2 separate regions of the Homo sapiens genome follow, and region 2 is linked to region 1. Evidence: chromatin contacts called from ENCODE Hi-C data. All regions are on one chromosome and are shown on one strand. Each heading gives the region's core, a stretch centred on a gene start or an enhancer-like site at or near the end of the contact. The rest is flanking DNA. Distances are from core to core; before and after follow the strand shown. Region 1 overlaps LOC105369617 (a long non-coding RNA gene). Region 2 overlaps ANO2 (anoctamin 2).

Region 1 (4,481 bases), core at 1,771-4,270:
TAAAAAATAAAAAATAAAGAGCTGAGGGCTGCAGGGAAATAAAGTGGGCATGTTGGTTGGGGAAAGGAATTGACTGCAGGGATACAGCCTGTGAGTTCGTGAAGCGCCCTTCGAGCAGAGTGAACTGTTCACAGGCTCCAGCAGAATGAATCTATGGCTGAAAAATGCCAATTTTGGACCAAAGGCGTAGGGTACAGCTCCCTTTTTGGGAAGTCTGTGAAATTTAAACAGTCCAGTGCCAGGGAATCTAGCTGGAGGGAGGGGAGGAGGAAAATAAAAGCCTCTCAAGTCTCTTTTCAAGCCTGGGATTGTGGAATTCTAAGATGTGCATTTGAGAACACATCAAAGATAAGGGGGAGATGGATTTAACTGCCCAGTTCATATGGAATGAAGTTGCTATGTGTTCTTCTATTGATGTCAGGTGCCCAGACGTGACAGCAATAAATCGAGAGGGATATTTATGTAAACAAAAGAAATATAAATAGATGGGAGAGAGTAAACTAAATATAAACTCTCAGTTCAAATCACTGTGAGAACAGCCAATGCTATTTTCAGAGGGGGTGTGTAAGTGCATGCAGGGTGCTATTTATGGCCAGAAGGTTGTATGTAAACTCTGACAGTCCAGCGGCTGCTTTCAATGGCGTGCCATTCAACTCAAGCTGAAGTGGCCTATTGCTTTCTCATCCCCACAGGGAAGAAAACAAGACAGAAAGAAAGAACAAGGAATGTTTTTCCTCTCGCCATGCACGTCTAGCTGTGCACAGTCTCACACTTTTATCGCTTTCCTTCTTGACCATCACTCCTTAAGTCCTGTACATTCTCTAAAGCTGAGTTAAGGTGCATGAGGACACCTTCAGGACCCTGATGCACCCCCATCTAGTCTGTGTTCCCGGACACCCCTGTAACACCCAGGCACATTCACGCATGTTACATATATTTTCTCTTGGACTACCTTTCTGTCCCTCTGACTATACTGTGAGCTCCCCAAGGGCAAGGCTATGGCTTGCATTCCTGAGCTAAGCAATAATAGGTGCTCAGATTTGGTTTGTTCACCCCATTAATCCCTGACCCAAGGGAAGTGTGAACTTGAACGTGTAGCAGGAAAGGGATTTATCAGACAGAGGGAGATTTTCTTTTTAAAGATGAGGGTGCTAGGAGACTGAGCCATGCTTCAGCTCTTGCTCAGAGGCAGGGGATGGCAGCAATAACCTCTTAAATCCGGCCCCTCCCTCTCAGAGATTTTTCCTGTCTTTGAAGGAAGGTCTCAATGGTGAGTCAATGATGAATCTAATCCACGTTTCCTCTTCTTGCAGGCAATTGCATCTAGCATATAATGTGTTGGTTATCCCCAGAACACAGAGCAGTGCATCTCCACAGCGAGAATTCCAGAACAGGTAGGAAATTCCTTGTCTTTGGGGTTTTACTTTTGCATGTTTCCCAGAAGGGGGCAGCATCTCCCTGAGATTTCTTCCCTTTGGCGGTACAATCCTTTCCAGCAGCCTTTAAGGAAGGGCAGATTCAGAAATCCGGAGAATTGCCTCAGTCTCTGCCATTCAGATTCACTAGAGGAGTGGGAATGGGCAAAGGGTGGCCTGTAGACTGGAGAACAAGTGTCTTCAGAATGACGTGTGCCCACGGTGGTCCAAGAACACGGTCCCACCCAGAACATGGTCCCGCCAGAGGCATCAGAGGGCTCAGGTCCTCAGTGTTTGTGAACCTACCAGGGTTTTTGTGCCCCGATGCCCGAGAGGTTCAAGATTTGAAAGTCAAGGGTTGTACAGAGGGGCTGTCTGGATGGGAAATTTTGCTGTGCTCTTCTCTCATCTATTTGGGCACCTGGAGGGCACACAGCTGCATCTGCGGCAGAGCCTTAGAGGGCAGATGGCTTACTCAGTGACTTAGCTAGTTACAGCTGGGACTAGCACTGAGGTCAGCCTGCTAGGATCTGTCAGGTGCTCTCCCAACCACCTGGGACTGCCAAGGTCAAGAGACATGCAATAATACCCGTTTTCCATGATTTTTACTCTCTGCAGTTTCAGTTACATGAAGTCAGTTGAATTTCAAAGATAGGTGAGCACAGTACAGCAAGGTAGAGACCACAATCACAAAACTTGTATTGCAGTATATTGTTACAATTGTTCCATTTGATTATCAGTTATTGCTGTAAATCCCTCACTTAATTAATAAAGTGTCACATTGAGGGTTGGAACTGGCGTTCTCACTCAGCAAAGCTCTGACCAAAGTTTAGCATTAGGCCAGCCTTGCTGCACACCGCACCAGGGACAGCACATTTGCGGTGTGCACTGGGCAAGTGCACAAGGGTGTACATTTGCTTCCCTTCCCGCTCCTGGCACCTGCGGGCTGGTCTCCTCCGCGTGTGCTGGGAAGTCATCAGAACAGCTTTCAAGCATCCTAAGGCCAGCCCGCACTCCCAGATTATATTTTGATACCCATTTACCTTCTACTGCTCTTCCGATCAGCATTTACTCTGCATTTCCTGGTCTTTGTGGTTTGTCAGCTCCTTCACGTTGCTTTCGCTTAGCTGGCGTGTGTGAGGATGAATGAAGAGAGTTAAAAGCCTCCCAACCTCTGGCGCGCTGGAACAGTTCCCTGAATGTGGGGCTGCTGTGAACTGCTGTCATCGCAACATCTATCAAAAACATCTCTTGCCCCCAGGACACGACAGAGTTTTGAAAGTGTTTCTGCCCTACGTTGCTTATGCAGATACTTGGGAGAGAGCTTCCTCCATTTCTGTCTGGTTTTTGGACAAATTCTTCAGATTGTAAGATGTTCAGCATTCTGGGTTGTTTGACTGTGGAAACGCACGGGAGCTCTTGCGGTGTAGACTCTAGCCCCAGTTCTATTGCCAATCTGTCAGGGCCCTAGCAGGCATCACTGCTGTTCTTTAAGACTTACTCTTGCCAACCTCCTGTTGCACCTCTGGAAACAGGACGAGAATGATTTTTTCTGCCAGTGAGTTGAGAAAAGTTGTCACACTGAAAGTACCAACTGAATAAGGTCAGAGAATCAAGGAAGCAAGTGCCTGTGGAGGTTGATGAATCAACAGAAAAATATTACCATATTGGATGTCCACCCGCCTATGTTTAAATCTTCATCTGAGAAAGGGGTGAAGTGTTGGAAAGCATTTAAAATCTGCAAAGATGGGAAATGAGATAACGACCTGGGTCCTCTGGGACAGGACATGCCAGTGCTGGTTCTTGAGAGGACAGCTGCTCCAACAGCCGGGCTCTCCAGAATATGCCGCCGTGGGCTTCGGCCTGGCAGCAGGGCCCCTGGAGGAGCCTGGCACCCAACAGGCGCTCTGTAAATATTTGGGAAGTGAGTGGACGAGTGACTGTCCCTGGTTTGGGCTGGTGCCATTTAGAGGGCAACCAGAGTGCAGGGAAGGGAGGAGCTTGGGCAAGAGGGACATTGCTGTCGCTGGTTGATGGTGAGATGGCACTTAATGAGAACCTGGTCATTGGGAAAGCCCCAAGCCTGCGTCTTGCTGTGATGCCTTCCCCATTATGAAGGGTCCATTGGCATGGGAGTGGGGAGACCTGGACTCAGAGAAGCTACAAGGGCAAGGGTGGAAAGGCATAGCTTCTGCAAGTTGATGCTGAAAAAGATCCAAGACTCATATTCAGCAGACAGCCCATAACCAAGAGCCAAGGAAAACTTTGCCTCTGCTTCTTCTACTGGACTCTCTTGGGCTATCCTTTCATGTCTTTATTTTTCTCAAAATAGCTCTATGTTCCTTTCTTTAAAAATTAAAATATAGCAAAATTGACTTTCGGGGGTTTTATAGCTCCATGAGCTTTAACATATATGTAGGATCATGTAACCACTACTATTATCAGAATACAGTACAGTTCCATGACCCCAAAGAACTCCTTCATGCTACTACTCCCTTTGTAGTCATACTCTCTCCATATTTCTAACCCCGGCAACCAATGATCTTTTCTCTATTACTATAGTTTTATCTTTTTGAGGATGTCATATGAATGAATTTATACAGCATGTAATTTTCTGAAACTAGCTTCTTTCACTCAGCATTATGCCTTTGAGATTCACCCAAGCTATTGTAACAATAGTTTATTATTATTTATTTTATTTTTCTTTATATTATTATTTTTTATTTCAATAGTTTTTAGGGTGGATGAGTTCTTTACTGGTGAATTCTGAGATTTTAGTGCACCCATCACCCAAACAGTGTACACTGTACCTAATATGTAGTCTTTTATCTCTCACCCTCCTCTCAACTTCTCCGCCAAGTTCCCACAGTCCTTTATATCACTGTATATGTTTTTGCTTCCCTATAGCTTAGTTCCCACTTATAAGTAAGAATGTACAGTATTTGGGTTTCCATTCCTGGGTTACTTTACTTAGAATAATGACCTGCAGCTCCATCCAAGTTGCTGCAAAAGACATTACTTTCTTCCTCTTTATGGCTAAGTAGTGTTCCATGGTGGATATATACT
Region 2 (4,114 bases), core at 1,229-3,728, 640 kb after region 1:
TTTCATTACAGTCATTCTGTTTTCTTTACTTAACCAAAGCATTGTACAAGGAATTCTGAGAGATTTTCTTCAAAAAAAATTTTTTTTAAAATAATGATCTTTCGTTAATATGTACCTGCATGTTAAGGAGGAATTTCACATCTGCACAAAACTCTCCCATACAAAATATCACTTTCAGGCAGCTAAGGAGACGTCTGACAGTCCAGGTTAGGGATTACTCACGCCTTTCAGTCTCCTTCCACCACCATCCACCACCCTCATCAATATCTCCTCCCTTTAATCACCTCATGCCACATCTGTATAGTTACACTTTTGCTAAAAATAAAGCTAGGGAGTACAAGAAAAGCTCAAACAAAGCCCAGTTTATTGTGTCATCTGGGGAAATCATTGCCGAGACAGTTTGAGATGATTGGCAAAAATCAAACTGGGGATTATTGTCAGCAATGAGTGGTCCAGGGTCAGTCAAGGTATTTTAATGTCATGATTCACTCCTGCCTCACCCTGCAGGTATTCACCCATCTCACTGCCACTGAAAAGTTGTGGTTTTCAAAGTTTTGAAGACTACAGAGAGCACGCTGATGAAAATAGTACTTACGTCATGAAGAGGGTAGGCAGCCTCATAGATATTGTTTGCGATCAGAGAGTTAATACCTACGGAAGAAAGGGAGATGAAAATAGTAACTCTGGGGCAAGCGTTTCTCAACTTAACCCCTGTTTTTTGATAAATAAGCTTTCACATGCCCCCCCAGTTGAGAATCACTGCATCCTCCTCTATATCATCCAGGCTAGAACTTTTTGTCAAGCTCTGGTTCTTAGTATAAGAACAATATTGTTTCATTCTCTAAATACAAAATTATGTTTTAATATCAAATATGCTGTCTCAAAGTTCACATTCCTCCTGTCTTCAAAGATTCCAGTCATTCCATTCCAATAACCTTCCACCACCATCAGGTGAGAATCTCTGTGCTCCATGACCGCATAGGAATGGTTATATGGATCATTTTAATCATGATCTATAAAAGTGTATGAGAGCATCCGACTGCACTTTGAGCTCCTTCCTGCTGTTTCACAAGGCAGCGTTCGCTGTGACTGATCTGCCGCCTGGACCATAATATCCCTGAGGTGGGCAGGAAGCAACAGGGCAGTGGTTCTCAAAATGTGGTCTGGGGAGCCCTGGGAGTCCTCATGAGGCTTTCGGGGGTCCCTGGAGGAAAACTATTTTTCTAACAGCACTAACGGTTTCTAACTGCTTTCTCACTCTTCCTTCACAAGTACATAGTGGGGTGTTGTGGCACATGCTGACATCATCCCCTATGGCTAATGGCATGTGTGTTTGTGTATTCTTGCACTTTCACAATTTCTCAGCCTTAACTTCTCATGCAGTAAACATTGGTCGACATAGTCATGCAAACACCCTTTGGGTGTTCCCAATAATTTTTAAAAGTGTGAAGTTACCCTGAGACCAAAAAGTTTGAAAACTATACAAGGGATTTATGTTTTAATTCCAACAGTGTCTCACACCACTTGCACATAGCAGACCCTACTAAACAAATGTGAAATGAACAAATGGCTCTGTCCCTCCAACTCCATTATACTCACAACAGAGAACCTTCTGCGCAGCATAAAGTCGTCGTTATTTACTTGTTTCATTCTTGGTTTTTTTCAGAGACTATAAAGTGGTCTGTGTGTTCTGTCTGAGTCGGGATGGTCTGTCCTAGGTCGCTGGCTTCCAGATGGGAGGGATTATGTCTCACCAACTCGTAGTACCAAGGATCCCGCCATACGAGGATCCACATTTAATCATGGAGGGGGAGGAGAGGGGGAATTTCTGGTACACAATGATTTCCCTTGTCTCGCACTTACTTTCTGCCCTGAACCATTCTTTCCAAAGAGACTGTAGACTGTAGTGAGATGAGGAGATAATTGGTTTTGGAGGGAAAGATGTATGATGTCCAAATGCTAAGAAATCTGCATTTGCATGGCTCTGAATAAACGCCGAGGTTGGATAACAAATCTAGACAACATTTACTCATTAAAATTCATGGCTTCCCACCTCCCGCTCTTACCCAATGCCCCACCCACATGCTCAGAGACCCGCAGAGGATCTCAGACAATCCTCTCCCCTCCATCAGCCTCCTCTTCCTCAAACCTCGCCCCCATTTGCCACAGTTCCAGGACATTGGATGGCACAAAGACTATTCTCCAGGCCCCACGTGGGAGCAGAGGCCCGCGGCAGGCTGCCAGGTGTGCCCAGTAGAAGTGGCTGCTCTTCCAATGAGTTGAAAGCTAAGTGTTTTGGTACTGCTGCGTCACCAAAGGGCCAGTCCTTTCCTGATTTTAAGTTTCTTCCTTGGCATGCACATAAAACATGAGAAATAACTTTGTGGGGTGAGAGGAGCAGAGGGTGGGGAGAGGGAGTGCAGATGGGGGAAGGGTGCCTGGAGGTTCGCTAAGCTGCAGATTTGTCTGACTCACAAGACTACAATTTCACTCTGAGCATCATTACTCAGTTCAAGAGCCATAACCACAGCAATGTGAAGCCACCCTACCATAATCAAAGGGAGGAGTCCCAAGCCGGGAGGGGAGTTTGTGGGAGTTTGTAGTTAAAAGCTAAAGCTACAAAGTGCTGTAGGCATGGATAGAGGTTGAAGCATCACAGGCGGGTAAGGCCCCAGCTAGACCGCACCCCAGAACCTACCCAACCCAATCCATACAGTCACACCCCACAGTTGCTGTGGCAGCTGTATATACCCTTAAGACAGTCCCAAAACTCTGTGGAAAAGTCCAGCAGTTGTTTTCACCGACTTAGCTCATCTGCTAATTCTCAGCTGGACTTTGCACGGTAGCCGAGTGTCTGGAAGCATCAGACCATTAGACCGACAACCTGAACTCCTGGTCCCAGCTGCCAGATCCTCAGAAATGCCTCAAATTATTGGGACATTAAAGCCATGCGCCCTATCCCCCATCTTAAATAAAGCTTCCTGTGCACGGTGCAGCTGGAAGTGGGCAGCTTGCTTCACTTCCAGGACAAGGTTTGCTCATTGTTTTGTGTTCCCCAGAGGCCTGACCTGCGTCAGAGAGCACTCCTCTCACCTGTGCGTCTCACCGCACTTAGCTCACAGCTGGAAACACAGAAGAGATGGCAGCCCTAACAGTCACCGGCCCTACGGCTGCAGTTATCTCAGTACTCCTCTTGTTCATCGCCTTCCTCACTGCTTTGTTGAGCATTCTATGCTCATGAAGAAACTTTTACACTCCAGCTGATTGTTCTGCCTCCTAAGACAGAAAGTCAAGGTAAAAGGTCCTTTGCTTTGGAGCAAAGATTCAAGTTATAAAACCAGAGTTGTCCTGACTCAGATAACCAGAGCCCCCAAAATGCCGCAACTGGATGTTTCTCTGTTCCCTCTAGCTGTGTACTCCCTACTTTTCAGGTGGTATCCTATGGGTGATCCCAATCAGTGGCTGATAAGGGAAGGGAGGAGAAAGTACATTAGAGGAGGAGGAATGGGGCAGGAGAGGCATGTTGAAAAGTAAGCATCCATCCACAACTTTACCCAACAACAGGGATTTGCTTTGGCCTCCCCGTTCACCCAGACTTCAGAAACCAAGATTCTACCCCCAAACAAGCATGGAAATCAGTTTAAAACAAGAAGAAAATAATCAAACGTTTTTAAAAAAGAGTCCCTGCTTTGAAAATTGAAATTCTGATTTTTTTCTTTCTTTTCAGCAAAAAATGGGCTAATTGGTTCCATCATGCGCCATCCATCTGGCCATAATGGCAAAGCTTTCTTCTTCAGGATTGCATCTATATTCTTTCCTCTCAGCTCTCGACCCAGGGAGAGACAGAGAGACCCAACCTTTTGTCCTGTTACTTTCAGGATGGGAGACAGTGAGAAGAAGAAAGTGCTGAGGACATTTTCCTTTCCCTGTCTCCCTTAACAGGAACAACGTCTCAGCTCAAAGTATAGCCCCTGAGGAGCCCCTTACTGATCCTCGAAGTCAACGTGCCCATGTCTCCTTCAAATCACCAGGTACTTCATGCCTAGTGCTTAGAACTAAAAACCTCCAAAGGAAAAGACTCATGTTTCCTCCCTGCCCAGCATGGACCACACAT

What was found. A loop is a pair of places that touch in the nucleus more often than their neighbours do. Pooled maps may share reads with other maps.
Region 2: a map of HCT116 shows a loop between it and region 1 (2.3-fold over the local background). The contact joins two enhancer-like sites. A Hi-C loop is called at or near these places in 5 of 168 maps with a recorded cell type or tissue (Caco-2, HCT116, IMR-90 and 2 more) and 12 of 50 pooled maps.

The regions. Positions count from the first base shown.
Region 1 is chr12:5,170,496-5,174,976 of GRCh38, forward strand. It overlaps LOC105369617 (a long non-coding RNA gene), which reads left to right. Exons shown (of 10, transcript NR_188066.1): 4 at 1,314-1,394. Among named protein-coding and RNA genes, the nearest start is that of LINC02443, 70 kb to the right of the region's middle. RefSeq lists enhancers at 1,330-2,066, 2,535-3,734. Within about 2 kb of position 3,021, at least 3 of the 41 ENCODE cell types and tissues checked have a DNase peak (open chromatin) inside an H3K27ac peak, as active enhancers do.
Region 2 is chr12:5,806,718-5,810,831 of GRCh38, forward strand. It overlaps ANO2 (anoctamin 2), which reads right to left. Exons shown (of 25, transcript NM_001364791.2): 8 at 596-651. Among named protein-coding and RNA genes, the nearest start is that of ANO2, 140 kb to the right of the region's middle. RefSeq lists an enhancer at 124-1,323. Within about 2 kb of position 2,479, at least 2 of the 41 ENCODE cell types and tissues checked have a DNase peak (open chromatin) inside an H3K27ac peak, as active enhancers do.